2 separate regions of the Mus musculus genome follow, and region 2 is linked to region 1. Evidence: chromatin loops called from intact Hi-C (ENCODE). Cell type or tissue: heart. All regions are shown on one strand. Each heading gives the region's core, and the rest is flanking DNA. Links, peaks and the distances in the headings are about the cores only. Region 1 has its middle 46 kb from the start of 1700108F19Rik. Region 2 has its middle 29 kb from the start of 4930431P22Rik.

What was found. A loop is a pair of places that touch in the nucleus more often than their neighbours do. Peaks named below come from ENCODE experiments on the same cell type or tissue, not always from the same donor. Only the 100,000 strongest peaks of a DNase experiment are listed, where the experiment ranks them.
Region 2: it touches region 1 in a loop (1.9-fold over the local background); 5 of 42 quality-filtered maps call a loop at or near these places.

Annotation. Positions count from the first base shown.
Region 1 is chr14:76,624,205-76,639,896 of GRCm38, reverse strand. It overlaps the pseudogene Fkbp1a-ps1. Among named protein-coding and RNA genes, the nearest start is that of 1700108F19Rik, 46 kb to the left of the region's middle. In heart, for the core only: no CTCF peak of the experiment used is centred there; DNase peaks (open chromatin) are centred at 8,506 and 9,196; H3K27ac peaks cover 2,090 bases.
Region 2 is chr14:76,723,711-76,739,402 of GRCm38, reverse strand. No RefSeq gene overlaps it. Among named protein-coding and RNA genes, the nearest start is that of 4930431P22Rik, 29 kb to the left of the region's middle. In heart, for the core only: a CTCF peak has its summit at 7,462; a DNase peak (open chromatin) is centred at 7,572; H3K27ac peaks cover 4,041 bases; H3K27me3 peaks cover 243 bases.

The DNA.
Region 1 (15,692 bases), core at 3,631-11,630:
TTGGGACTTTTGAAAGCTTAGTAGATCATGAAGGCTCTATGAATGAGTTAACTTCATTATCGCAGGAATGTCTCCCTCCCCTCTCCTTCTTCTGCTTTCCACCATGAGATGATGCAGCAAGATCAGATGTAACTGCAACTCCTCACACTTAGGTGACCTTGCCTCCAGAACCAAGACACCACTGCTCATCACATCCTTGAAGTATATTACAGAGCAATAAACACACACACACACACACACACACCATTAACCCATTTCAGATACCAAAACTGTTTTTTAGATGCCAGCATTTCCATACCCACCCTAGGGAATACATTCTGACCAGCTGTAACTTCCTTGTATAGCAATTTTTTCCATTTTCTAATGGTGTGGGGTAGGCATATATTCAAAGGCACCTGACTGCTGTGGGCTCCTTGATACTGTGCAGAATCAGACAAGTCAGAAATAGAGCTATATACAGAAGAGTTTGGACCAAGTTCAGAGTCCTCCTGAAGATTAGAGATAACATACCACTACACTAAGGCCTGGGCAATGTCAGCCTATGCCGACCATCTTAATGCTTAAAGGGTAGTAAGTTTAGCATCACAGGAAAGGTATGGACTCGAGGGTTAAATCACAGATACATGACTTACAGCTGCACAGAGCAGTGTGGCTTTTAGCGACTCACTCTGTAACATATAGAGGCTCTCATCATGCATAGTATCTGTAATGAGATGAAATAGATGTATGGAAACTTTAGCATAGCAGATGGCTAAAACCAGACTATTACTCTGGTGGATGGCCCTACATCCGTGTACATATGGGCAGCAGCAATCAAACTCTGGTCAAAGAAAGAAACTGTGAACTTGGAACAGAGATTTTTGTGGTGGGGGAAGAGTTGGAGTGAGCACTGAGGAGCGGATATGTTTAATTATATTTTATACAGATATGAAATTCTCAAAGAATACATTAAATGTATATATATATTTTAAAAATATTATACCTCTATGCATTAGGATATGTCCTATTTTATGGCTAAGAATCCTTGTTCATTAACACACACCAATGAGGAAGCCAACAGACGAGCCAATAGCAGCAGAATAGAACATTAGGAGCTACCCACTGGGAGCAGAGGCTTGATTGTACACACCTTTCATCCAAACTCTTCAAGGGACTGAGACAGGAAGATCGCAAGTTCAAGTCCTCCTTCAGAAACCATTTCATAATAAAAAGTAAAAAGATTGTGGGGGCATTTGGCTCAGGGATAGAGCACTGCCTACCATGTACAAGGTTCAGGGGTCAACCTAGTCCCCAAATATAACCTGCTTATTGATATTATCCTCCTTATGCTTCATTAGTGTGTTCATTTATTGAGCATTTATTATTGAGCATTTATTATGCTGTTATCCATGCCAGACACTAGATCTGGACTCCTGTTGCTGCCCACCATCATTAACAGGTACTATTAAATGAAATCTGTGTCACCTTTGGGTTTTCCACTGTGGCAAGCGAGACAATCTGGACCCCTCCTAGTCTTCTCAGACCATTGTGTAGAGTAGTCACTCCACAATGTCTGGGCAGCGTGCATAACACAGCTCCTCCTCGAAGTTTCTCCTCTCAAGACTTCATGGGATATTTCTCTACACACCATGCTAGAAAACAGGGTTAAATCAGCCAAATACAAAATCTAGCCTGGGCACAGAATGGAGGATGCCAGTCCTTCATCCTGTGAGGTCCAGCTCTTCATGCTTAACAGCATTTGGTTAAGAGATTGAAGGACTTATTAATGTTGGTAATTACAATAATAACAATATATATTCAGCCGCTCCGTGTCCATGCGGCCCACAATTGGACATTCCGTCAACCTCACATTGAAAGCATTTGCGGAGGAAAACATCTGTATTGAAGATGTACAGAACTCTTTTATCCCATAAACAATAGAGAACAACAAATTAGCTGCAGAATGTTTTCATCATATTGGGCATTAAGAGAAACTTAGAGATTATTTGAAATACATGGGAGAATGTGCTTTGGTTATATACGAATACTGTTCCACTTTCTTGTTGGAACCTGAGCATCTGCAGGTTCTAATATCCTAAGGAGGGGGGCCTGGAATCAAACCTCCAAGGGTGACCTCCAAGGGGTAACTATATTTGTATCTTCTTCCAATTCTTAAGGGGATCATGTGACACATGTTACCATCTGCATTTTATTCCTGAATAGAAAGATACAGACAAATTAATCTCAAGGCCCTAGAGCTGTAAGTATCTGGACTGGGGTCAACCACTGTGCTCTGAGTTCCTCCAGAGGTTGGTAGACCCCAGCACTGTCCAGCAGAACATTCTGGAATGATTGGGTGTTCCACGTCTGCATGGTCTAATAGTACAGTTAATAGCCCAGTGTGACTTCTGAGCACATGAAGTGTGCTTAGCACAAGTGAGTTTCTAACTGTGTCATTTTCTTTCACTTTAATCAACTTACCCTCCCACACACACCCTGACACCTCTGCCCCCCGTGGCTAGTGATTGTCATTTAAGACAGAGTGGGACCTTAACATTAAATGGAGCTCCTTAAAGTGTCTCTGGGTCAGCCACTCCTGGCTTGCAATAAGAAATCTCCCCAGAGTCAACCCTTCTCTAGCTCAAGCCCCAAACCCTTGTGAGACCATGAATGATCCCTAAGTACTTGAGGGTCCCCTGGAGCGGGAGCTGAGCCTACACATGCTCAGACCCCACAGACTGTCCTTGTGGTTTAATAAGCCCTCATGTCAGTTTGGTGCCCAGCCCATCTGATGGTCAGCTGTCCCCCACAGGACCTTGATTTTCCCTATCAGTCACACTGTCTCCAGGTACCAGAGGCTGTGAAGGCAAAATGTCATTGCCTCTTCTAAGCCATTATCACACCCATAACTTCATCCCATAGCCTGGGCCAAAGAACCAGAATAAATAAGAGGCAGGATTAGAAAAGAAAGGGAGGCCAGGTCCCGTCAGGCTCTGGCCACCTGAGTCCTTCTCCTCCTCCGCCAACGCCCCGCTGCAGCAGCCTCCACCACCATGGGAATGCAGGTGGAAACCATCTCTCCTGGAGACCGGTGCACCTTCCCAAAGCACAGCCAGAACTGCATGGTGCATTACACGGGGATGCTTGAAGATGGAAAGAAATTTGCCTCCTCTCGGGACAGAAACAATCCTTTTAAGTTTACACTAGGCAAGCAGGAGGTGATCCGAGGCTGGAAGGAAGGGGTAGCCCAGATGAGTGTGGGTCATAGAGCCAAACTGATAATTTCCTGAGACTATGCCTATGGAACCACTGGGCACCCAGGCATCATCCCACCACATGCCACTCTTGTTTTTGATGTGGAGCATCTAAAACTGGAATGACAGAAGTGGCCTCCTCCCTTAGCTCTGCACATGGATCTGCCATGGAGGAATCTGGTACCTCCAGATGGGTGCACATGAATCCATGGGGCGCTTTTCCTGACGTCCCACCACCCTTTGTGTAGACACTTGCCTGACTGAATGTGTTCTGTCACTCAGCTTTGCTTCAGACACCTCCATGTCCTCTTCCTCCTTCTGTATGTGTGTTGACCTAAACTATATGCCATAAACCTCAAGTTACTTTATTTTGAGGTGAAGACTCAGTTTCCGTCTTTCAGATCTAAGTTTCCAATGAAGTATATTGTCAAGTGTTAACAGCACAAGCGATGGGTTAACTTAGAATAGGAATTGGTGTTGAGGGGTGGGCGATTTGCAAGAATTTTTATTTTATTTTATTTTTATTTTTTGGATAAAAAATTTTATCTATTATATATTAAGACATTCTGCTGCTGTGCTGCAAAGCCATAGCAGATTCGAGATGCTGTTGAGGGCTGGATTTTTCTCTAGTGAGGGAGGTCCTATCAAACTGAAAGCCCTACCCAAACTGAGGTGGGAAGGAAGCGGGGGAGAGAGCCTTTGCTTCTGACAGTCCTCCCATCTTCTGAAACTAGCTGCCTTTTAAAGCAGGTCCCTTCACTGCTATGTTGGACTCTACATTATCTGTCCCTGGGTTGGCAGGGACCTTGAAGCCTTCTTTGTGACCTGGCTTAATTTGTTTTTCATCCTATGGTTTTTCTAATGGATTTTTCTGGACTTTTGTAATCTTGTAACTATTCAAGCTCCACTTCCTAAATTTTAAGAACTTCGGTGGAAAGCTTGAATTGAAGGTGCTGTTTGTAGACTCACCACCCAATGGACACCCAGCCACCACGGCAAATCCTTGAGTGTTCTCTAAGAATACGATGCTGGTCATCACAGCTTCAGGGTTTTGATGCTTGGCTCTTTGCTCATCTTGGCTTCCTGGATTTTCCTCCTTCAGTTCCTTCTCAGCCTCTACTGTCCTTGTGTAGTGATTTGGTGAGAGAAAGCTTTTGTCCCCTGCCCTCTGCACTACATATGCAGTTCAAGTTTTATTATTGCAATAAAAGTGCTTTATGCTGGCTTTTCTCAAAAAAAAAAAAAGAAAGAAAGAAAAAGAAAAAGAAAAAGAAAAAGAAAAAAGAAAAGAAATGAAAAAGAAAAGGAAAAGGAAAAGAAAGGGAAAGGACCATAGCATTGCTTAGGACAGAAATACAGAGGGCAGGCTCACGGGGACATCCAGCCCTAAGCCTTCTTTCATTTGGTCAATACAAACTATAAGCAAATAAAACATATTTATTGTTAAGACTCATTGGGTCTCAAGTCTCAAGTATTTAAACATAGTGTCTCTCTCTCTCTCTCTCTCTCTCTCTCTCTCTCTCTCTCTCTGTGTGTGTGTGTGTGTGTGTATGTGTGTGTGTTCATGATGTAGGTGCAAATGTGAGGGTGCATGTGTGCATGTGATCTCATGGGTGGAGGTCAAAAGACAACCTCTCCAGCTGTTCTTCACATCCTCCTCCTTGTGCGTCTCTGAAGCAGGGTCTCTCATTGGCCTGTAACTGTTGAGTCGGAGAGGCTGACTAATGAGCTCTGGGGATCTGCCTGCCTACACCTCTCCTCTGCTAGGTTTATAAGCACACATCACATCACCTGACTTTTTTTTTTTAATGTAGGTTCTGGGACTTGAACTTGCAGGTCCTAGTGTTTTATTTGGAAAACACTTTCTTGGCCAAGTTACCCCAGCCTCACTGTGAAATGTCTGATAAAAATGGTCTCCACACTCCTCCTGGAGCCACCTTGTAATGTTCAATGTCATGGGCACTGTTTGCCTCAACTCCCATGGCTGCTGAGACGATTCCCTAGCCACAGTCCTGGTTGTCCCAGCAACCGTCTTTGCTCCGTCAGCTAACCTGGCCAGCATTTGCAGCCATCCATGGGCATAGGCCTGAGGCAGGTGCCAACGAAAGAGCCTGAAATGACACCACTGTGCTAGTGAGGTATCTGAAGCTTTGGGGAGACAGCAAAGGGAATTGATGTCAGGATTGACCAGTGCTTCTCAGCCTTGTTAGGGCTGCAACCCTTTAATACAGTTCCTCATGTTGTGGTGATCCTCAACCGTGAAATGACTTTCATTGATACTTCAGAACTATAATTTGATACTGTTATAAACTGCAATGTAAATATACAGTATTTAGGATATCTGATATCCAACCACTGTTGCATATCAGGGTCGATCAACCCTCAAAGGGATCATGACCTACAGGTTGAGAACCTTTGGGGTAGAGCCCGGTCAACAGAAGGAGCTAGAATACCTTAAAACATCAGAGCCCGCCTCTCTTGACCTGGTCAATGACAGTTTGTTGGTTTGCTTGTTTTTTAATATCTTGATTGACCATCCAAGGTTTTTAACCTCATATGCTTTCTTCCAGCACCTTAAACTATGACAAATGAATAAGGAGAACTTGAAAAGTAGGAGTCGTTTCTAACAAAATGGACTCGCTTCTGAATTCCTCTATTCACCCTCAAAGCGATGGTTCCAGCCTGCCATTTTCCCTGTGGGTCTCTCTGTATTCTTCCTAAGCACTGAGTCTTGTGCTCCTTCCCAGACTGCGCTGGTTACTAACTCCAGGCCTCTCCTCACTCAGCCAGCCCAGCCAAACACCACACCACACCACACAGAGAACCGTTCCCTCCCTGCCTCTCTACATGGTCCTGGAGGCTGTCACAATTCTTGTTCGAATATTAGCCCAGGATACAACTTTGACACCTTTTCTGTTTTGATTCTGTCTTTTCACTTGAGATTTGCTCCACGCCTTTGAGACAGACAGAAAGAACGCTACAACCAGAGCATCCTTGTCAAGAAGGGCTTTGCGTTCCTATATGCTCTATCTAGCCTCCTGGAGTGTCTCTGACACACAGAGGGACAACGTTCTAGAAGAGGTCAAGTTAGAGTGAGGAGGAAGCAACACAGAACAAGCAATGGAGAGGGAACTGAACTGCTAGGTTAGGAAAGTATCAAGTGAGCCTGCGCTAACCGCAGCTCCCAGTCCCACAAGCTCTCCTTCCTGAGTCAGCTAGTTCACCAATCTCGTATTCCCTCCTCTGGTCTACAGAAAGCAACTAATAATAAACATACTGTTGATAAATAATACAAACGTCAGGCAGACCGAGCAGCACTTGGCAGGCAAGCACAGAGGTACTCAAGAGCTCAGTGACCCAGATCCTCAGAGCTCATGCAGCAGACACAAAACAAAACCATTTACATGTCTGAAGTTCATTCAGAATTCTCTCCATTAACAAAGCACCTAACAGGACCTAACCCCCACCATGGGAAGTAATCACTTACGTATCATATTTCAACATGATTGACTGTTCTCAACAACAGAAAGGGATGTCATGAGGATTGAACACACAGATTCTATCGCCCTCCACGCTGTTCTGGTGTTCCATTCAAATCCAGATCTGTCCCCGTTGAATTCAGTAGTAGGCTTGCTTCACTGCATGGTCAAGTAGATCCAAATCCAAGACGAACTGGTCCAAAACAGAAGTGATGCTTAACGCCCCCGCACCAGCAGCAGCAGCAGTATGTGAGAGCCTTGCCTGCCTTCTACACTTCCCAGTATTCACTATGGCAAATCTTCCCCATCTCAGCTGTGATCCCCTTACAGTTTGTTGGTGGTATTGTTTTAGAGACTGGTCTCACTTCCTAGAATCTGAGCCCCAGCAGTTCCTCCTTGTAAGTTACTCCTATCTATTTTTCAATATCAATGGGAACCTACCTGGACTTTTCTTTAAGGTCAAATCTAGTTGTCTGCATTTCATCTAGGCTGGGCCCCACAGTTACCTGGCAACAGCCAAGCCTGCCTGACTCACTAAAAAGGGGGCTGTTTGCCCCCTCCTCTCTCTCTCTCTCTCTCTCTTCTCCTCTTGCTCCTGCGCCTTACCCCCTCTCTTCCCATTCTCCTTCCCCCCCCCCCCCAAGTGCTCATGGCCAGCCTCTACTTCTCTACTCCCTGACCGCCCCCCTTCTCTATCTCTACTCTCTCAATTCCCCTCCCCATGCCCTGAATAAACTCTAATCTATACTATACCATCATGTGGCTGGTAACCCCGGTGGGAAGGAGGGCTTGGGGGAGCGGGATTCCTCAGCATGGGTCCACAGAGGCACTCCCTCCCCCCCACACCTCCACTTCTTCTTCCTTATCTTTTTATAAAACACAACACTAGTAGCATCCTATATACACCTCTGCTCGGGTCTTTTCACATCGTGGTATCCATGTGAATATTTTTGTCTATTCCCCTTTAACACCATAGCCTGCCTTATTATGTTCTCAGTTCCTAACACAGCACTTGGTAAATGTTGCTTAGTAAGCATTTCATCTCTGAATGAGTGCATGCCGTGAAGGTCAAGTGAGAAATCTGAGAAGAATTCTGTGAGGAGCCAATACGAGCATAGGCGAGCGTTTGATTTGGCTCTGTGGTATGGTTGCATGGCCAAGCCTATGCCCTCTGTGAACCTCCACCTCTACCCCAGGCCACGGCCAGCAGACCTTTGCCAGTCCTTACACTGCAATCCAAAAACCAAGCTTCCAAGATGATGTGCACAAGAGGCAATCAAGAGAGGTTGGACCCAGTGAGACCAGTGCTGAATGACAGTAGCAGCTGCCTGGTAGCAGGTGCCATATGTAACTAACTCTTCACCCCTCCAGCACATTTCCCCTTTAAAGAAAACAGTCATTAACTGGATGGTGTAACTGGATGGAGCAACCGCATGCTCATCACCAAGCACACCTGTCTCCTTAGAATACGCTCTTGGCTCTGAAGCTTCTGACAAGGAAAGGTGACTGCCTTTTTACTCAGGCCAGACTCGGAGTAGCTCTGCCCTCACAGAGACTCCCTGAGGTCCTTCTTTGATGACACAGAGTTAAGGACTAGGGTTTTCATGGCTGTGAACCACCCTTCTCCCCCTAGTGAGAGCTCTCAGAAGAAACCTCCTTTCTTGTCAGCACCTCATCGCTTCACCAACTATGTATGTCTTTCCAGTTTCCAGTCAGCCTTGTCAACACCACCTCCAGCTTGCATGTCCCCTGGGCAGAGAATGGCAGCTTGCCTAGATGTCCCTTTGAGGAAAGAAAGGAAGGAAGGCATTTCCCACCACATGATTCCCTGCCCTTCACCTGCCTTTGTTTTGGAAGTCTTTCCTCCTCCAGATGCCACAGCCAGCATTGAAGCGTCCAGCAACTGATCCACCCATTGGCCTTCGTTTCGAAGTCACTGTCTGGCAAAGTCAGACCACAGTGAGGAGCTGTCAAGTCCATACTCAGGGCAAATGGGGGAACTCCCACAGTGGGTTTGGAGAAAGTTGAGGAGAGGCTAGAATAGTGTCAGGCATTTAATGTTGTAAGGGAAAACTCCTTTGTTTACTCATTTGTTCTTACAATCTGGATAGACCCATGGCCTCTTGGGAAATCACCACGGCTGGTCTCTCTAAAGTGAACCCAGGGCTACAGCTCTATCAGAGACTCCAAGTCTCTTGCCACCAAGCCCTACCTGCCCCAGAGACCCGTGCTCTGCATGCACTCAGACCCACAGAGAGCTTAAAGGAAGGTTCTTTTGGTAGAGAGCCAAGCAATAGAAAGGCCCCTTTCCCCAATGGCCCTCTCCTCTGCAGAGTCTGAGCGGTGTGCACTGACAGGCTCCCATCTGTGAGTGAAGAGAAAGGGCTAGGGGTGCTTGCTCGTGTTTTCCTAAAGATACCCAGTGATCCTAAAATGTATACCTGAGGCCAACTGGGAAGTGCTATTTTAACAAAGCACAGCTTAGGAAACAGTCTGCACGTGTCCTGTGACGAGCCAGCCCCAGAGAGGTTCCTGGCAGCATCTTATGGGTGACTAAGAGTGGAGTTAAGATCAGTAGGGTTTTCCAAACACAAGCCTCTCTCAGAGAGACTGATGTTTCTCACCTGCTCACCACAGCTTGCTTCAGTATGCTCCTGCCTCCCGTGATCTGAGAGGTGTGTTTTGCTGGACATACAGTGGAGCTCTTAAGATGTTCATAGATGTTATTGTCTAATCTCAGCTTGCTCCAGTTAGTCTCTCGACATAACTCTTAAACACAGGACAAGAGAGGCATGTGCCATACACGACAGGAAATGCACCCGTTCATTCCAGCAGCCTCTAGGGCGGAGCTCTGCTCTCCGGATGATGCAATTGGGGAATACCAGATGACTAAGGTCGGCTAGGGCAGATGTGAAAACAGATAATTAAAATAACACCAGCCAAATGCTGAGTAAGGTTTGTGCTGACAGCTGGGAGAAACGCAAAGAGGACATAATGAGTTTTGCCAGAGGGGGTCAAGGTGAGTTGCATAGGGGACAACCTCTGAACTGCTTCTTACCAGGTGAGCTAGCATGCGCATGAGAAAAGGAAAGGGGACAGATGTATACAAAGGCACGCAGGCCTGAGATCCTCTGACATGATTGCAGCGCCTGAGGTCCTTGTAAGTGGGAAGAACTGGAGCCGATGTGAGAGGTACTCTAGGCTGAGGGTCAGACATGAAGGCACACCAGAGGATCTGTGATAAATTCTTTAGTTAATGGGAAAACCATGGAGGGTATCAAGCACGGCTAGGATTTATCAGGTGTTAGAGAGACAAATTCAGCCACCAGCAAAACGAGGCATGAAAGCAAGAGGTCAGAAGTTGGTATCAAGGGCCAAATAAAAGATAATGGAATCCTGAAAAGATCTCTGTGACAAAATATCCGAGCTAACTTTTGTAAAGGAAGGAGATGATATCTTGGCTTACAGTTTCAAGACCCACCATCAATGGCTGTTGGCTCCATGAGGTTGAGCCAAGGGTAAAGAGCCAAAGTATCATGGTGGAAACATCATGGTGGAGCACATGATGTAATCAGAGCTGCTCCCTTCACAGCAGCCAGGAAGCAAAGATGGAGTGTAGTGAGAACCAGGGCTGCCATATACTTTTCAAGGGCATCCTCCTTAACCAACTCTCTCCCAGCAGGCCCGTCTCCTCATGTTCCACTGCATCCCAATAGCATCGCCATCTGGGAATCTTTGTGGGACATTTAAGGCCAAACTCAAACAGAGAACCAAGCATGAAGTCTTTAGAAAATGGTGTCGTTAACACTTAGTGGCTAATTAGATTTGAAGAATGAAGTAGGTTGTCAAGAGTGATTCTACAATTTTTAACTTGGCTAATGGAGTCAACGGTGATGATGATGATGATAACTAAGTTAGGGTGTAAATTACCCAAGTAGGCAAAAGGCCAGAGACTGAGATATCAAGCCTTGCACATCTGAAATGTTTTCAGTCCGCGGTAGGATGCTAAATGACCTAACAGAAGACGGTTTCATTTAGTCACAATTTCTCAATCAATTGCTTTATACTTAAGATGCCTCTGTTATTGTGGCTAGTATTAGATACTGTCCTCTAAGAAAACTGCAGAAGGGACCTTTTACCAGGGGACTATTGTTTTCCATACCTCCCGAGTTCCTGGGGCCTACAAGGTTGTGGGAATTCCTGCTGCAGTGGATGCTCAAGGTTAATGATCCTACAAATGCCCAGAATGGGCAGGGATCCTCCCATGAAGGCCCAGGGAAGCTCAGGTGACGACACTGCGTGCGGTTGTCACTTTGACAGATTTAAGAAGTAGAGGTGAGGACAAGCTGCTCTAAGAAAGCCTTGTGTCACCTGAACCCTGTGCCCAGGGAAGCTCAGAGCTGTTTGGCCTCTTCTTCCTTGTCCTCCAATCTGAGCAGCTCCAAAGCTGGAGCGATGATTGTCACTTTGTATAATCAGCCACCCTTGTTGGCCACATCCCAGGGACAGCCTTGGCTGTGAGAACAGTGAAGTCCCTGTCTGTCATCTAAAAGGCTCCAGTCTGAAAAATCTGAAATGTAAATGTCGAAAGATGTTGGAGGGGGCATGAATTCATCAAGTGACAGACGTCTGAGCAGAGGAGATGGCCCTGAGTGGGGGTAGAAGAAGGACTTCCCGAGGGTTGTGAGAGGAGATGAGCATCTTTCTCACTGCAGCTTTACTACAGCCTGAGAGGAGTAGGGAGAGCATTTTCAAAGGGTATCAGAGTCACAGTGGGAAGACGGGCAGAGGAGCCAAAGCCTCAGATGGACTGACAGCTGGGCCGGAAGCTCCAGCCAGGTGATAGACAGAAGCACTCTCACTGGCGGAAGGTGAGACCCTTGAGACAGTACGTAAGGGGCAGAGCAGACTGAGTTTTCATTTAGCAAGTGGGGAGCTAGCCAAGGTATCTGAAGATTGATTTGACTCTGGAGAGAGATCCATTTAAGACTAATACTGGGTTATATATAGGCCCAGGAAAAATGACAGACAAGATCAACCAGGCGGCTATCGAAAGATAGAATGGGGAATTTATGACTTTTATTGAGTCATGTGTAGGACTAGGCCATTTTTATTCAACTACACATGAAAGAACTTATTGTTCTGATTATATAGTTAGCCAAGGAGCGCCTCAGTGAGTTTAAGAACACTCCTATGTGTGGCAAGGCCAAGATTCACACGCCATTCTGTTGGGTTTCCAAGGCCATGTTTCACTCCGCTGCATTAGGGACAGGGTTAATGAGATAAGTAGAGTGATGCTCTCCCAGGCTGCATCTCAGATACCTATGCGGAGCTTTAAAAGGCCATGACCCCCAGGTCCATGTGGTAGCACCTTTAATCCCAGGACTTGGAAGACAGGGGCAAGCATGAGCTCTGGGCTAGCCTCATCTAAGCAGTGAGTGTCAGGCCAGCCAGAGGTGCACACTGAGACACTGAGGCCCTGGATGCATGGCTGTTGGATGATAGATAGATAGATAGATAGATAGATAGATAGATAGATAGATAGATGAATAGATTAGATAGATAGTGGATGGGTAGATGGATGGATAAATAGATTAGGTAGATGATGGATGATAAGTTAGATGGATAAATAGATTAGATAGATGATGGATGGATAGATAAGATAAATAAATAGGTAGATAGGTAGACAGACAGACAGACAGACAGACAGACAGACAGACAGACAGACAGACAGTTAGGATACCCAAGGATGGAAGGAAAGGTCAGCTGGCATTTTCTTGCTGTGCAAGCATGAAGACCCAAGTTCAATCCTTAGAATACACATTAAAAATAATAATTTAAAAATGTCTGTATGCTTGCTCACACTTGTTATGCCAAGCACTTGGGAAGCAGAATCCCGGGGGTTGCTGGGCTATCAGTCTGGTCTCCCTGGAGTTCTGGGACAGCTTGAAGTTCTGTCTAAAACATAAAAGTAGATGGTGCCCAAGGCATGACATCCAAAGTTGTCCTGTGACTTAATCCCAGAGATCAGGAGGGGCAAAGGCAGCATCAATATTTCTAACTTAGAAAAATAAAGGGGTGCTGTCATAGAAAAGAGGAAGTTTATTGTCACTGTTGTTTACTTCATCATCTCAATGATAGAAACAGATAGAAATGCCCCATCTGTGCTTGACAAAGTGAGCCAGAAGTTTGAGAAGAGTCAAGGCCATACTAAGGTCAGCACCTCCAACTATAAGGTCAGTTAGCAAAGCTGAATAGAGACAGCCAACCCATTTTCTGAACACTGGTGAGCCCCTTGTTAACTTGGCCTTTATTAATAACAAACCTTCACAATCACCAAAATTACATTTCCAAAAATAAATTCTCAGAACCCATTTAAGATATATATTTTAATTGTGGTGTGTGTGTGAGCGTGCGAGCTCCAGAATTCACTCTAGAATTATCTTACTGATCTTTACTATCAGGTAATAGTATAATTAGGCAATACAAGGTGATTACATCTGCCTTGTCTGAACAGTGGGCAGACCAGATGAGGACCTACTGAGTGTTTGTTCCAAACTCTGCCATCATGCAGCAACTAGCCACGGTAAGGAATATTTGCGACATGAAGACTGGCCTATGCTACAGAGCAGGGCTTCTCCCAGACTCTTGCCCGCAAAAGACCATGATTAAGTATTCACCATCACGCCCCTGCCCACGGTGGTACTGCTGTAGGCTGTGCAGAGAAGAGGGTTGGTGAGGATGCTTGTAGAACCTCATTATGATAAAAACAAAAAGACCAAGACAGAAACTGAAGCTCCACAAGTCAAGGATAAACCGGCAGCAAGAACAGCTTTCTTCCCTTGCCTAACATTTTCCCAACACAAGCTTTTTAGACTGCTCCAGCCCTCTGAAATTGCTACTATTTCAAATAAATGTTTTATTTAGCTCTGTGAATAAGGCTGCTTCAGCCAGAGAAGACAGAGCTTATATGAGCACATAAAATCACTCTGCGAATATAGTGCTTTCCCTTGAAGGCAATCACAGGCATTCTCTTTATTCCTGTGAACACATTGCGAAGGTGGCAGAATGGCAGAGAAAAAACGGGAACGCGCTAAGTTAGAAGTCACAGCAGTAGGTATACCCTGTGGCTATTAAGATAAAAAAATATAGATTTTTCTTCCCATCCTGGGAAACCTCTGCTTTAGGACCACAAGCTGTCTTAAGAAGGTTCTGGAACTGGTCTCCCATCACCCCTGTTGTGTTGTGGTGGATGTGCAGTCAGGGGTGGGGTGGGGGATGGGGGTGCCTCCGTGGGCCTGTGCTGAGGCATCCCTTCCCCCCTGAGATACCAGCCACACTAAGGATATAGTTTGGAAGAGTTTCGTGCCACGGGGAGGGGAGCTGAGGGAGCAGAGACAGAGATAGGCACAGAGGGGAGGAGAGGGGGAGGGGGAGGAGCTGGCCATGAGCACGTGGACAGAGGGGTGAGGGGAATGGAGAGACAGGGTAAGAAGGGAGAGGACAAAACTGGAGTAAGAAAGAAGAGAGCAAGGAGGGGGCAAGCAGCCCCTTTTATAGTGAATCAGGCACACTTGGCTGTTGCCAGGTAACTGTGGGGCGGGAGCCTAGACAAAATGCCAAAACCCCCATTTCTCACAAAGGAAACTTCCCACTGTTACCCTTCTTCCTCATTCCCTGGGTCCCTTGTTTTTAGCCTGGAGTCCGCAGACTTAGCCTGAGGAGTCCACAGTCTCAGAAAGCTCACTAGGGAGCCAGGGTCAGGACTGGAGATGGGCCTCTGGGTTAGGGGGTCTTTTTGCTGATTTTGTAGTTAGGCTCCTCCCTGAAGACACCTCCTACTACACTGGCTGTATTGCCCCACCAAGGTCCCATGTGGCCTCTTGTCCTCCCCAAGCCTTTCCTTCCAGGGGCTCTGGGTCTTTCAAACTGGCCTTGGGAATACTAGTCAATTTATACTTAAGTCTCTTTCTGTTTCCCAGGACCCATCTGTGCTGCCTTCGGAGCTGACAGCACAAGGTCACTGATAGCAAGGATCAAGGTCGAAGAGCTGGGAGCGTAGGGTGTGTGCTCCCAGGCCAGATAAACAGACTGAAGACAGACACAGAAACAAAGGCAGGGAAGCAAAAAAGAATTGCGGAGCCGGAGGGGGTTCCTTCACAAAGACCTTATTTTGTCTGGGGTTGTTTGTGTCTAAGAATCTCAAAAATGTGTTTGTTTTCAATTCCCAGGAGGACAGTTGTTTGACTTTGGGGTCTTTTTTTCCAAGTAAACTTTTCTGAGAGGTGATCCTGGCTCCACCCAAACCAGATCCATACAGTAAGTACGCCCCAAACAAGAACAGCTGGGCTGGGCAGGGGTGACATGGCCAAGAGCATTGTCAGCGGGAACATGTGTCTCTGCTAACCTCTAATGGATGCTGGACTGGGCAGGACCCAGCTTTGTTTGGTAGAGAGGCCTCAGAACCCAGCAAAGTTGCCTGAGCACCAGAGATCACAACAGGTATCCCTCCAGGCTACCTCTGAGCTTCTCATTCAGATGGGAAGTCCTGGGGTGGAGAATTTCTATCAGGGGCCCACAGAGCCACTCTGGGAACCTCTGAAGCAATCAGTAGTAGTAGCCTACACGGGACATGCAAAATAAAAATAAGCCAGTTGCGAGGAATTGCGAGACCAGAGCTGGGGAGATGGCTCAGTGGGCAAAGCCCTTGGCAAATGTGAGACTGAACTCAGACCTTAAAAGTACATGTAAAGCCGTGCATGAGTGGTAAAGCCGCACATGCGTGTAACCGCAGTGTTCCTGTGGCGAGAGGGGTGAAGAAGGCAGGATGATTCCCAGAAGTTCACGGGCCTGTTAGCCTGCATCAAAAGACCCCATTTCGAGCAAGGTAAAACGCAAGAACCAACACACCTGAGGTTGTCCTCTAACCTCCATCCAGCAGTGCCATGCACCCAAAAGTATACACACACACACACACACA
Region 2 (15,692 bases), core at 3,171-11,170, 100 kb before region 1:
AGCAAATCTCTCATCAATCCATAAACTAAAGCTTTTCCTCCCTCTTTGCTTTGTTGGCTCTTTCAACCTTTCTTCCTCTCCTCCTGCTCCTCCTGCAATCACAGGCTTTTGCTTTTATTACTCCTACCAAAATTATTTTGAAATCACCTAGCATCTGTAAGCACATTCCGTGCAAAGCCCCACAGTGTCTGCTGGTCAGCCGAAAGTGTACAGGGCATTCCTGTGCCAGGTTACATTGTTGGCTGGGTTGGGGTATTTTCTTCAGACTCCATTTGCCATCGCAACTTTTGAGTTTGGAGAATTCACAAGTTAGGAAGCACAGAAGAGGCACAAAAAGAAAACAGGAATTGTCTTCTATGTCTGTCTCCTCTTCCAGGCTGTTCATCTTTCAAGTGGGCAAACCTCTCTTCATGGCTTGCTTACAAAGCATAGAGAGCTGCTGTCTCGAAATCAAAGGCTGGCCTGGGCACCACATGTATACGACTGTATGTTAGTAACATTTCAGGCAAGGGGATAGATGAATCATGTAGGGCTTTTCTGTGTTCTTGATACACACCTATGCAATTGTAAATGGCCTGGTCTCACAGGTCTTTACTCTAAAACTTGCATAAAAAGGCATGGTGGCGCATGCCTTTAATCCGAGCACTTGGGAGGCAGAGGCAGGTGGGTTTCTGAGTTCGAGGCCAGCCTGGTCTACAGAGTGATTTCCAGGACAGTCAGGGGCTACACAGAGAAACCCTGTCTCAAAACACACACACACACACACACACACCAATATCCAGTATATATCCAAATACTATAAATATTTGAACTCAGAGTCGTTTTAAGGTCATCTTTGAAGTGAATTGTACCACCAGGAAATGTTAGGACCAATCCTAGCTATAGTTTTGCCTTCTTTATGCCTTGCCAAGTTCCTTCCTGAGGCTGACTCTGTGGGTGGGCAAGAGTGGGGTTCTCCTGAGTGAATCTGGGACCCACCAGTTAGGGCACAAAGCATTTAGAAGGCATGATGGTTTGAGCATGGAAGCATCTGCGCCCTCCCGCCTCTCTAGGATCCACTCTCCTCATGGGAGTGCTAACTTTCAGATGGCCCATGGAGATGTCATGAGAAAAAAAAAAAATAAATGGCCTGAGCTTTGGCAGACATGAGGGTCCCAGGCCTTGCCCAGCAGCCACCAGTGTCACCTTGGGCACCTCTGAGGCGGATGTTTGGTTGTCACCTTTCTCCCATTAGGTGAGCTTTGGTTACATTTGATTGAACTTACCAAACCATTCTTGTCTTTCCTTCCTCCATATGTGTGACCTGAACCCTCTTGTCTGCCCCTGTCACCCCATGGGACTCTCACCAGCCTCTGAGTGAACACTTGGCTCTCTTCCCTCACTCATCAACCATGTCTGAAACATCAGGTCCTCGGGGACCCTGACTTCTCTTTCCCCTTATGTTTTTCGAAATATGCCCTCATTTCCTGGTGTAGGCTATGAATGATCCACAGAAGACAGAGCTGGAGCCAGGGAGATGTGTGCCTGACTGTGTGTGTACTGGCCTCTTGAGTTATAGGTACGATTCTCAGTTCAACTCTATAAGAACCCTGCATGGAGGTGTGTCATTATGCTCCATCAAACCATTTCATCTGGATTTCTGCCTCTCGTAGAATCCAGTTCGATTACTGTTTCCTTTATGGCACCCCTTTGAACTTCCCAAGTGACCTTAAAGTCTGAATGCCATGTCTCTCGCACCATCCATCCTTCCACCCACCCACAACACATTACACAGCCTCTTTTCCTACCCCTAAGCCTTCCCTAAGTTGTCTTGGGGATACTGGAAGATGAGAATAGGTCCTCTTTGTTGGTTTCCTAATCTCCCGTGACTCGATGCATAAGCAGCTGCTGAACAAATCTCTACTCTACAATACCCAGTCTTTATCAGCTTACTGCAATTCTCAAGATAACTCTAAGAGATCGGCCAGTTAATAGCCAATGAAAAGAACAGGGTGTTAGGGAGTTAAATGTATTTCCACGAAGCACACAGAGAGTGTTGGAACGTGAACTCATGCAGGTTTAGGTTATGTGGTCACTGTCTGGTGTCCTACAGCTGATAGGGAATGGAATTTAGCACAGACACTTGCACAACCCAATGCTAGATAAAGACCTTCAGACTTATGAATGAAAGAATGGAAAAACAACAACAATGAAAACAAGCAAGTCTCTTCCCCCCAGTTTATGTTCATATCCTTTATTGTCATAGATGCTTCTTCAGCCCCTCTAGCCCTAATCTCATGCTGACTACCCACAACACTTCAGTAGTGCTTCGGTCCATGATCTTCTTCTTTTTCTCCCACTCCTTATCAAAGGTCTCTCAAAATTAAATCTCAAGCCAACCAGGCCTACTCTGGGCTTCTGGATCACACAGTTCGGTAACTGTTAAGTGCTCAAGCCCATCAGGAAGTCATTCACCCTTATGAGACACAGGTCCCTACAAGCATCTGTTGTGGATAGCCCTGGAGCTAATTATATTTGAGATTAACTCCGTTCTCCTGGGGGGGGGGGGGGGGCTGTGAACAAGGAATGAGTCAGCACTCTGGTGATTTCCTGTAAACCTGCTTCCCACTTTAATTTGTAAAATAAAGGAGAGCTGATGATTGGGCAGATAAAAGGGAAGGTGGAGCAGAAGGTGGGGAGAGAGAGAGAGAGAGAGAGAGAGAAGAGAGAGAGAGAGAGAGAGAGAGAGAGAGAGAGAGAGAGAGAGAGAGAGAGAGAGAGAGGAGACACAGAAGAGGAAGAAGAAAAGCAGAGCAGAAGCACATGGCCTGGAGAAACCCCAAGTTCTAAGGGGTCTCATAGATGTGGAAGATGGCAGTGTAGCAGTAGATCTGCCCAATCGAGGCCACAGCATGTAATCATATTAACTGAGTTGTGTTTTCATTGCCAGGGTATATTTGGGTTGGAGACTTACCACAACAAGCACCCATCATCCAAAGTCAAGCTATTTTATTTGCTGTCTCTGCCTCACAAGTGGCCTGTATTGCCTCCAGATTTTAAGCGAGCTGCTGTATGTTTTGAAGACCTTCTATTTATCAGGAGCTGAGCTGGGTTCTGGGAATATAGAGCTTAAAGCACTCATTTATGAAGCACATGAATTAAAGGGAGGACTGAAGTAGCGGTTCCAAGGCATCGTGGCAGGTGGCTTAGAGGAAAGCCTGGGTTGCTATGGAGACATGGTTTAGGATGTCCACCTCTGCATCCTCGATAGCCTCACCCCTAGGCTTTCTCCTTCTCTAGCCTGATTTATCTATCGCAGGATATACCTGCCCCTTCATCTGCATCTTTTAGGCAGCACCTCCCCATTTATGCAATAATAGAATGTTTTACACTTATCTCTCCTTCTTGTCCATTTTTCTGTAGGGCCGTGGGTGTGTGGGGAAGAGGAGAGTGGGAGAGAGCCCGAGTTCGGTGCTCTGGGCAGGCAGACACGGGAGGACTGCCGGATGCTTTCCACGCGGTCCGGGGTGGGCATCTGGCTGTGTTAGGCCACTGACCACACATGGCGGGTGGTGGACAAGGAGCAGCCCAGGTACCAGGTTCTCAGTCTCCGGCATCCCACGCTGGATATGGCGAAGAAGCTTAAGAACAGACTAGGGACCCCGGGGTGGCACTCGGCCCTGGAGATATGGGGAAGAGATGGCAGGTGGAGAGGAGGCGCTGGATGGTTCTCACCCAGGTGAGAGTCCTTAGTCCGGTCCGCGGCTGCAGCATAGGAAGGCCTTCCATTGGGAGGATAGACACTGCTCGTTAGGAGAAAGCCCATCCCATCATTTAAGCACGGAGGGCCTTGATGATCAGAGACAGTCTATGGTTTTAGAGCTTTATTGTAGAAAGGCAGGGAGAAAGAGAGAATGTAGAAAGAGAGAGAGAGGTCAGCCATGGCCACGTGGAGAGAGGGGGAAGAGAGAGAGAGAGAGAGACAGAGAGAGAGAGAGAGAGAGAGAGGAGGGCTAAAGAGTAAGAAAGGTAAAAGCTTAGAGAGTGAGGAGGGGCCAAACAGCCCCTCTTTGCTATCTTGCTGTTGCTAGGTAACTGTGGGGAGAAGTCTAGCCAGAATGACAGAAGCTTGGGCCATTGTCTACGTGATTGTTAGCCACAAGCCTCCCTTGTGGGGGCTGTGGGGAGGGGGATGGTAACTTTGACAGGAGCCAGGGATCCAGGAGACATGATTGAACGAACGCTTTCCTTCTGTCCTGGTGGAAATTCCCACCCACCAGATTCCACTGGGGTTCAAGACTTCACCTCTGACTGGAGACCAAGCTGTCTGTGCATAGCCCATTGCCCCACACATTTCCTTGTACATTTTCTCCTCATCTGCTGAAGTGTAAGGGGCAGGCAGAGAGGCCAGGGAGATGGTTCCATTGATGAACTGTCTGCTACGTGAATGTGAGGACCTGAGCTTGCACACACAGCATCCATGGAAGACACTGGGTGTGGTGGTGTATGCTTGTATTCCCAGCCCTGGAGAGTGGAGACAGGAAGAGACCTAAATTTGCTGGTCAGCCACTCTAGACACTCAGTGAGTTTAAAGTCAGTAAGAGACCCTGTCTCAATACATAAGGTGAAAATAGCACAGGGAAGACAGTCAGCATTGACCTCTGGACACATATATGCATGCACACACTCAGAGGAACACACACACACACACACACACACACACACACACACACACACTCCCTAAGACTGTATTCTCCAGGAGATGATACTCTAAAAGCAAAGACAGGGCAGGGTGGAGTCGTCACAGCCTCATCTCTATGCAATTTTGTGGTTGGTGTGTGATCTAAAGAAGGAACTGTTCTGTTGCTTACAACTTGATTTATTAGTAAGTAGATTCTCATCTGACCACCTCTGTGGGACCCTAAGAGAACAGACGGCTGACATCGGTGCTGTGACCCACAGCTGAACAGTTAAACTGGCCACAGAACTTGAGGGGATGCAGCCTAGGAATTCTCAGATATAGGAGCACGGCCCAGGTGACTAAAAAAGGACTAAAGCCCTGTGGGTGGGGGACAGAGCTGAGGAAACAGAGCCTGGTCTTGTGCTGTCCGTCTCATTTGTGTCTAAAGCTGAGCATGCCTGGGGAATGTTCACATATGGCTGGGAAAAGGCTTGCCATGCAGACATGAGGGCTGGAGTTTGGATGCCCAGTGCCCACACTTAGTCGTGGCTCTATAAGGATTTGTTAGTTGGCAGGCTACATAAAGTATACTCCCAGGAAAAACAGAGCAGTTGCTGAATCCCCCAGCTTCCTTCCATCCTGCCAGACACATCGTCCATCCAGTAAGTGGCTTTAAAGGAACCTTAGTGATGTGTTTAACCACATCTTGTGTACTCTCCCACCCAGGCCCAACTTTTGCGTTTGTCGCTCTTGGACATGAATAGCCACCATCCAACGGGTCTCTTATGAAACCAACATCTATGCTTCAGTTTTTCTTTCCTCTCAAGGCCAGCATGGTCTTCGTGGGCTCCCAATCTCCTTTCACATAACCCTTCTGCAGCCGCTTCTCTCTACTTCGGTCACTTGTCCTTTGGGGGTCACTAATCCCCTGGGATGAGGGAATCCCTGCCCATCTCACGGTTCTAGTACTAGGAGCAGAGCAAGCTGTGAATTCTCTCCTTGCTGGGTGCTGTCTGATTTTCTGCGACTAGCGAAGACAGGCAAGTCTCCCTTGGATTTCATTTTTTCATGCCAGCATTTTTGCAGGTGTAAAAGCTGATGGAGACAGGGGAAATCTGAGGAAGTGGAACATGCCACAAATAGACTCGGCATGCCTCGAGAAAAGAAATGCAGAGATTTAGTAATGGTCCCAGATCTAAAGGGCAGCGCTCTTACCTAATACGCCTATGCTTTGAGCTAAGCAAACAGGTTTGCCATCTCCTTAGCAACCAGAATACAAACATGTCTTACCTGAATTATCCAGTCTCTTTGCCAAAGCCACTCACTGTGAGTGGGGGAGGAGACAGGTGTTTGGTGAAAGAGTCCACATAAAGCACATATCATTCTGTTGGATGGGGCGTTCACCTCCCAACCTCATTAACACCTCACTTGTTTCATTTGCCAGCCATGGCCTAACTTCTGGTAAAAGGTTAATATAAACTCACCCTTCTGTCAGTCAATGACATTTAGGAGACCGATTTAAAAAAAAAAAAAATTCTGCAAGTTTTTTTTCTGGAAAGTTCTATTTATAATGACACCATTAAATGGCCAAAGACAGTAATTATAAATTGCCTCCTCTGCATGTGCAGGTAAGACCTTCATAGTCAACACTGTGGCCCTCTCCCACCATCCCCCAAGGGACTTCACATTCCTGCTTGTTCTGTGACAATACAAGCCATGCAAGGTACAAGGTATTTGATTCAAATCATGTCCAAGGAGCTGCTTGCTCTGCTGAACTGTGGAAGTGAGGCTAGAGAGATGGTTCAGTAGTTGAGAGCACTGACTGTTCTTCCAGAGACTGGGGGGGGGGGGGGGAGAGGAAGAAGAGAAGAAGAAGAAGAAGAAGAAGAAGAAGAAGAAGAAGGAGGAGGAGGAGGAGGAGGAGAAGGAGGAAGGGGAAGAAGAAGGGGAAGAAACAGGTCTCTAACACATAAGAGTCTGAGAGACTCTAGAGAGACTTCTCTAGAGAGAAGCAGCAAATGAAGTAATCCAATCCTGAGACCATGACAGCCTCTCAGAGCTCCATCTAGAATGTTCTTTGTCTATGACTCTCATCGTCTTTGTCTCCCAAGGCTGGCTGAGTAGCGTCTCAGTGTGGCCTGCAAGGCTGCTTTTTTGAGCAAGCCAGTCATCACAGTGAATACTCACTTCCACACTCAGCCTGCCCCTTCTTAGAAGAGCCTTCCTGGGGGGCAGAAGGATGAGACGGACGCCAAATTGGGGCACAGGAGTAAATATCAGGGTAGGAACCCCAGTTCTTCAAAACAAATGGGAAGCAAACATGGGAGAAAGCGGTGGGCCACCTCCTGCCCCCTCCCTGAGCTGGGTCTTTTCAGGATGTTTGAAAACTCTGGGACACAGAAGTTACTTGTGAATGGTTGAGTGTACCACACCCGTGAGGATCTGGCTAGGAATGCTAGGACCTCTGTCATGTGTGTAGAAACCTATGTAGTATTGCAAGCCACGGAAGCTACATGTTAGCCTAACCACAGAACAACTGCCAAACACAGGTCTGGGAGGAGAGGCTGCTATCTTCCACGAGTTGAGATGAGGCTTTAGCCCTCGGAACTCATTGGGTAGAGCTTGTAAAAAAACAAACAAATAAACAAACAAAAACAAAACAAAAAACTGAGGGGCTGAGGCAGTGAGGAAGAGGCGTAATGGAAGAAAGAGGACCACCTAGCTCAATTGCCAAAGCTCTCCTGGTGGCAAGATCTTGGTGTGGGAGGGAAGCTGGGCCATGAAGGACCCAGAGATGCATCACAGGCAGCCTCCTCATAGGATTCCGCCAGATGGTGTCAAGCTGCCAAATCCAGAGATAGAGACTGGCCGGGTGGCTGCCTCTGCCCTGCCAGACCTGGCGTGGCGTGGCAAGTGGGATGATTCGTTGACAGACACACACTTCACACTTGGAAGTGGGAGGGGAAGGTTTATGGGAAATGATTGCGAAATAACCTCTCTCCCGAACTGAGGTCCTGTGCAACTCCCAGACTGTTGTACCTACTGCTATTAATTTACATAGCACGTATTGTACGCCTACTCAGCTGGAGTAAATAACATCCAGTGATGGGAGGCGACAGTAGCTGCCTGGCAGGAAGCTCCCGGATTCAGTTTGTGTCAAATACTTTACACGGGGTATGGCTTGTGTTGTCACAGAACAAACAAGAGTATGAAGTCCTTTGGGAAGGGGAAGGTCACATAGGTACCAGCACAGGTCTCACCCTCACATGCAAAGGAGGCTATTTATAGTTAACCCTCTTTGTCCATTTAGGTGTCTCTCTATAAATAGAACTTTCCAGAAAACCTTCCTAGCAATTTTCTTTTTATCAGTCTCCTAAATGGTGTTGACAGAAAGAGGTGAGGTTGCACTAACTCTTCAACAGGAAGTCAAGGCATCGCTAGTAAATGAGACAAGTCAAATACTGGTCTCAGCTCAGTGCGCCTACCATGGTGGGCGGTGTTGTTTCTAGTCCCATTGTACAGAGGAAAAATGTGAGGTATAGTTTCTCTGGTCTCCCAGGAATACAAGAGCCAAGACATCACACGTTTTAGCTGTGTGGAGTCACTCTACGTGTTTCTTGCGTTTAGTTTTAAACCAGTGTTGTACGAGGCAATTGAAAGAGGCCAGCAGGGACCAAAAAAAAAAAAAAAAAAAAAAAAAACCTCTAAAGAAGATTCTAGTCTGAGGGAGAGAGAAAGCAGTGCCCTCTTCACCACATATGGGCATCTGGAAAATATCAGACTGTTAGGTTCTCCTGGTGACTATGGCGTCAAATGAGGAATTATCAGCCCCCTTCCCCTGTGCTAAAAACTATTAAACTGGCCATCAAACATAGAGACATGCATTCGCACAGAAGCGTTGAAAACAGGCATTGAACCTGACCGGCACTTCAGGGTGGACACACCTTGGCCCAGGTGGTCCCTCGAGCAGCCTGTGTATGAGAGACTTGAGCTGGAGCAGTTATCATGCTCAGAGTCCCACCAGGATGGAGTCTGCTGAGAAGGGAGACACAGGATTCCTGAGGGTTGGCGGTGGGCTTCGCCCCACAGCCGCCTTATGCTTTGTTCATAGAGGAGAGTGAATCCTGTGTGATATTCCCAGCCTTCCTGCATTCTCCACACTTCATCTTTTAAAAAAGAAAAGAAAAATGATCTCGTGGACAACACGATGATGCTAGGTACCCCTCTGCAGATGCTGGTGCCCGACTGAGAACCTTCCGTGCCAGCTATCCACCCTGCCATGCTGTCTCTTGGTTTACAGGATTCTGGAGGATTCCATAGAACAGCCTCTGTGTTCCAGGTCAGCCCTGTTTAGTTACGTCAGCCTAGTGTGCTTTGCCTACAATTGTTATTTTGCTCTTAAGAAATAAAATAACTGCCAGGCAGTGGTGGTGCATGCCTTTAATCCCAGCACTCAGGAGGCAGAGGCAGGCAGATTTCTGAGTTCGAGGCCAGCCTGGTCTACAGAGTGAGTTCCAGGACAGCCAGGGCTATACAGAGAAACCCTGTCTAGAAAAGAAAGAAAAAGATAGAAAGGAAGGAAGGAAGGGAGGGAGGGAGGGAGGGAGGGAGGGAGGAAGGAAGGAAGGAAGGAAGGAAGGAAGGAAGGAAGGAAGGAAGGAAGAAAATAACCCATAATGTAAGAAACATTGTGAGCCAGGCCCGGTGAGGCAAATGTGCAATCCCAGCTTCTTCAGAGGTAGAAGCAAGGACAGCCACAAACTGGAGACCTGCTCTGGCTGCAGCATGAGCTCAAGCCTGTTCTGAATAGTCAGTGAGACCCTGTCTCAGAAAGTCACAAAGAGGCCTGAGGATCTGCCATTGGTGGAACAATTGCTTAGCATGTGTGAGGTTCAATTCCTAGGGTGAAAGAAAGGAGGAGGTAGAGGAGAATAGGAGCCCTCCATTTGTTTGATTTACTATCATGTAAAGTGTGGAGTTCATGGCTGGAATGGGGCAATGCTTAATAAACATGAGTTTTCTTCATTGCCCTCCATCTCAATCACTTCTCATGAAAGACGCCTTGAGAAAGTTAAGATATTTATCCTATTGATGAACAAACACGTTTTGAGGGTGTGTTGTTTGTAAGATGCTAAACTGAGGATAGGAACACAACCACACTCCTATTAGCATCACTACATCGATATTTGCATTTTTTTTTTTTTTAGTTTAAGTCTGAATTATAAGTAGCTTTTACTCCTTCGTCAACTGAGTTGTCTGTTCTTTTCTCAATGATTATATCATAGCTTCTCCTTTGTAGTACATATTAAATAGACTTTTCCCAAGGTTAGGAGTTTATTATTTGTGTAGCCCAGGCTGATCTAGAACTAGCAATCCTCCAGCCTCAAACCACCCAAGTGCCAAGATTATACATATATGCTACCAGGTCCACCTTTTCATTTTAATTAAAAATAGATAAATAAAACAGGGCCAGCAAGATGGCTCGACAGGTGAAGGCATTGGCCACCAAGTGTGGGGGTCTGCTCTGATTTCCATCCCCGGTGTCCCCATGGTGGAAGGACAGAAAACGACTCCTCCAAGTTGTCCTCCAACAGCCACAAGCTCAGGGTGACACAGGAGCACACCTCCAAACCCCGCCCACCCAGTCCACCCCCACAGAAGCGACCTGTTTTAAAGCTGCATTCAGGCTATCTTGATTAAACTTTAAAGAGCCACCCTTTGTATTTACATGCACTTGTAAGAAATAACCCTTTCCCCAGTTTCCTCTGATGACAACATCCTGTGAAACTGTGTCACAGCCAAGCTACTGGTGGGATCCCTGGTTGTTGCTCTAGCCACACCTTCTCAACTCCTCTCTCCCCAAAATTGGTGACCACGGAAACCACCAATCCGGCTTCAATTCCTGTACATTTGTCATTTCAAGACAATGTTGTGGAGATGAAACTGCATGGTATGTAATTTGGGGTTTGGTTTTTTTTCCCCCACTCTGTGTAGTCCTGGAGACTAATGGAGGTTGAATCTTTAGTTTTGTCTGTTTACTACGGAGCTCAGTTTTGTGTCCTGAGTGCAGCTTCCTTTGCTTATCAGTTCACCCATGGATGTTGCCATGAGATTCTTGTTTATTTTGCTACACGGAGAGGTGATGTCTCAGCGTGCCTGATTCTCATTTCTCTAGTGGCTGCTGATGTGGACACCTTCATAATTGTTCGTTGTCCTTTGTACATTCTTCTGGGGGCAATGTCCTCCTGTCTCTTTTGTCTGTTTTTGGTTTTGGTTTTGTTTTTTGTTTTGTTTTGTTTTGTTTTGTTTTTGACACAACATTTAAGTTCTATGCAGTTCAGTTTTGAGGCTTTAGATATCAGTCATTTTTCAGATGTGAGTTTTGTAAATAGTTTCTCCCATTATGTAACTTGTCCTCTAAGGGTGAAGTTCTTCATTTTGCAATTAGTAACGATGGAGGGCTCTACATAGGTATTGAGGGCATCTGATGTGGCAGCCCCGTGGATCAGCTGTTCAAGGTGACAATTGATTTCCTCCTTAGTGAGGAACCCAACAGAGACAGAGACAGCATGGGTGCAAAATAAAAGCCATGCTGTCTTCTTTTTCATTTCTTTTTATCTTAAAACTCTCTCTCTCTCTCTCTCTCTCTCTCTCTCTCTGTGTGTGTGTGTGTGTGTGTGTGTGTGTGTGTGTGTGTGTGTGTGTTGTGGCTTTGTGTGTATAAATGCAGTACCCACAGAGACAAGAGAGAGCACTGGATCCCTAAAGCTGGAGCTACAGGGAGCTGTTAGCACCCAACACGGATGCTAGGAACCAAAGCCAGGTCCTCTGGAAGAACAGTAAGCATTGTTACAGCAGAGTGCCCCTCCAGCCCCCACAGAGCCATGCATGACCTAAAGCTCAGAGGCGACATATCATTTCATTGTAGTCTTACAGAGACTACAAAGGCCACAGACAGGCTCTGACATCAGATGGGAGGGGACAGCACAGCATGCGCATGCCAAGAGCGAAGCCCTCCTGGCCTGGGCTAACAGTCACTGACTTCAGATCTAAACAACAACAACAACAATTTATAATATATAATATATATAATATATATAAAATGTTAAAACCTATCAAAACCATATAATTGACATGTGTAGATATCTTTATAAGTTTTCAAAAAATTTTGTCTTTTTGCTTGTTCTCATTTTGTTTGGTTTGTAAGCATTTTTCTAAGCATTCATAAAGCACCCATCTTTTAAAATGTTTATTTTCTTAGCGTATGTTTGTGTTCTAGGATCCAACTCAGGTGGTCAGGTTTGGCAGCAAGCTCCTTTACCCTCTGAGCCATCTCGCTGGCCCTATTTTCTTTCCTTTCTGTTCTAAGGGGTAAAGAATAACCTATAGCCCTTACACTTTCTTATACCACTGGTAATTTCTTGAGTTTGGAAGCTTTAATTCTTTTTAAGGTGTTTTTATTGGCTCTGCGCCTAAAGTTAACTTGTATATTTAGAATGGTATCCAGTATTTTAGGCAGTATTGGCTTTTTTCTCTGCTACATATGATTAAGAAATTAGTTATTCAAGTTTCTCCCACTGTCATCTCCATCTCAGTGTGGCCGTTATTTTTACATCTTCACATTTTTCTTTTCCTTTCCTTGAGGCTCAGTCCAGGGTAGCAATCCTGATGTCCCTGATCCCAAGAGGCCATTAAGGAGTCGACCTGAAAGTAAATCTTCACACAGGACCCTTGTGTGGTCTTTGTTGGCTTGTCTGAGTTGATCCAGCTGTGCGGAACATAGCTGTCTTAGTTAGGGTTTTATTGCTGTGAACAGACACCATGACCAAGACAACTCTTATAAGGACAACATTTTATTGGGGCTGGCTTACAGGTTCAGAGGTTCAGTCCATTATCATCAAAGTGGAAATATGGCAACATCCAGGCAGGCATGGTGGAGGAGGAACTAAGAGTTCTACATCTTCATCTGAAGGCTGCTAGCAGAATACTGACTTCTAGGCAGCTAGGATGAGGGTCTTAAAACCCCCACCCACAGTGACACACCTACTCCAACAGGGCCACACCTTCTAATAGATCCACTCCCTAAGCCAGTGTATATAAACCATAACAATAGCTAACTCCTCTTTCACAAGATGGCAGTGGGGACCATCCTGCTGAGTTTTCCCTTTAATCTCCATAGACACTGGCATGGCAGGAAGAGGCTTGTCACATACAACACAGGGCACAGATTTAAACGTAATTTCATATGCCAGTGAATTTTGTAATATATAAAAATCTCAGGTACACACAACCAAGTGACTCATTACTCATTCGAGATGGGGAAGGTAACTGAGCATCCTGTGTCTGTCCTTGCTACATTGGACTCCTAGACAAGTGGGAGCTGAGCACACCCTTACCAGCAGGAACAGAAGCTTCCATAGGCCCTGCAAGGAAGCCCTGACAAAAATCAACCCATCAGGAAGTCCCATGGAACCCAGCCGTGCCAAGGGCATCCCCTGGGAAGATGTCTCATTTAAGAGGAAATTTCCCAGAGCTGACCTGGATTGCCATATGTGTAGCCCCCAAAGTTCCCCATGCACAACCAACTGCAACCAACTCTACAATCCTCTCCTTATATATACACAGTGTGCCTTCAGTGCGCTTGTACGTGCAGCTGTCTCCAACTGATCCAGGTTTCCATTTACTAAGTGCCTGTAACTTGACTGAGAACCCTGTGTCCCCAGTCCTTATCTTCAACAGCCACCCCCCTGGGGGAAATGTCATTTACTATTGTTGTAAAATAACAATGACCCAGATAAAGAAACTAAACTTCAAGAACTCCCCATTGACCAAGAAACTCACCAAAGACAGTTGCCAAGACCCTATCACTAATGACAGTTAAGAAGGTCCTTTCTAAACATGGACTGTTCCCAGAAGACCTTTGGAGGGGCCCCTGCCTTGCACTCTCTTCATCCAAGACTTCTTCTAGTCTCTCCTCCCACCCACAGTCATCTTCTCATCTCCACAGGAACTCTTAAGAAAGTGGATCATACAATAGAGAGAAGGTGGGGACAGTCCCTCCAGCAAGATGGTACCAGGGAGCCACTGGGATTTGCTGACAACCACGGAGATCCATACATTTGTCCGTAGAAATAACACGTTGTGCTGTAAGATAGATAACTCCCTCACTGTCTGAAGAGGCAAAGGAGTGGTGGTTTGCCAGCAGAGAAACCTGCTCAGCCTTGTAATACAATTTATATTGGCAGATGTGATTTGAGTTCAACCCATTGGCTTGGAAGCGGGCTTGCATGATTCATACCTTGGAGGCTGTGTCTATCCTGAAGCCCATGAGTCTGGCTCTGTGCCCCTGTCTCACTTGAGACTGCACGCTTTTGTTTGGTTTTGTTTTTTGGTTTGGTTTGGTTTGGTTTGGTTTGGTTTGGTTTGGTTTGGTTTGGTTTTTAGAGACAGGGTTTCTCTGTATAGCCCTGGCTGTCCTGGAACTCACTCTGTAGACCAGGCTGAGACTGCACATTCAACGTGGGCAGGCGTCTCTCCTTTTGTTGATTCCCGTTTCCTGTAAGCATTTGAACACAACCTTGGCCAGAGCTGAGCTTGCTAAAGCATCTTGCTAATCCCGGAAGGTGACCCAGGGAACCCATTGCTGTCTGAATCATTTCGATCTGTGCAAGAGATTTTTGCAGTCACTTGCAATCATTATTGTTGCTGAGCTGAGAGGATCCAGAAAATCAGAAGGAAAACAGAACATCTAAGCATCCGGGAGCCCGGGGCCTAAAAATATCAGCTGGCTTGGGTGGAGCTTTAGTTAGTTTCTGAGAAAGTCCTCGGGTCCTAAGGCCCTTGGGTGGAGGATGGCTTCAATCTCATTATGGTGATTGGGAAGGAGGGACATCAGAGCCTCAAACATACCCTGAGAAGACAGGCATTCCTCCCAAATAGAATGTGGATTGTTTAGGCGAATGTCCTTGCCAGGTGGCATTTCCATTTGAGTCTGTTCTGCTGGGGCAGGGGGGGGGGGTCATGGACATGGACACAAAATCGCCCTCCCATCTCTCAGGTTCGGAAGAAAGCTCCCCTTTGCAGGCTGGAAAGCCATTCTCAGCTTTGGGAGTGATATAAAGCATGCCATTGTCAAGGCTGGGCCTGAGAACATCGCGCTCTCAGCCTTACTGGCTTGGCGAGTGTCAAAGGAGTCTAACAGGGCTGCCTACCATGAATCCCATCCTTCTGGTCGGCCCAGCTGGGCCCTCACCCCCTCACCCCCAGTTCCACTCACTATTCGAATGCTGTAAAATTTGTTCCAGGACAAGCTATGATTCTTGCTCATTTTAGACTTGGCAATGCTACAAATGTTTACATTTCCTTTTTATTAAATCTCTCTTTGTCCCTCTGTCTCTATCTCTCTCTCTGTCTCTTTGTCTCTCTGTGTGTATGTGCACACATGTGCACGCACGCACACACAAGACCACGGGCATGGAGAAAATATGAAGGTCAGAGAAAACCTTGGTAGCAGTCCTCACATCGTTTGAGAAAGGGTGTCCCACTCTGAACTAGCTGACCTGTGAACTTCGGGGTTTCTCCTGTTCCTGCCTTCCATCTCTCCATTAGGGAAACTAGAATTAAAGCTAAGCTACCACTCCAGGCTGCTAGTTGGGTTCTGGAGATTTACTCATGTCCTCACATCTGCACGGCAAGTGTGCTGCCCACTAAGCCATCTCTCCACCCTTCCTTGTCACTGTTTTTAACAAAGAAAAGTCTGATTGTTGTAAGATCTTAAGCAAGCAGCCTCATCTGACACCCTCAAGCAGAAGAGAGGAATGGTCGGTTTGCAAGACTAGAGGAGATAAATTCATGAAACTCGGCCACTGAGCAAGTCACTAATTGCTTTGTGGGCCCCAGAGGCCCTGGCGCCCCATGCTTGGCTCTGACACCTGTCACCATTCCTTTGTGGACCCAGGGGAGGCAGTCTACTCCTGTTAATCCCTTGCCTTAGGGCTTGTGCCTACTGTCCTAACCATGAGGTTTTTACTTC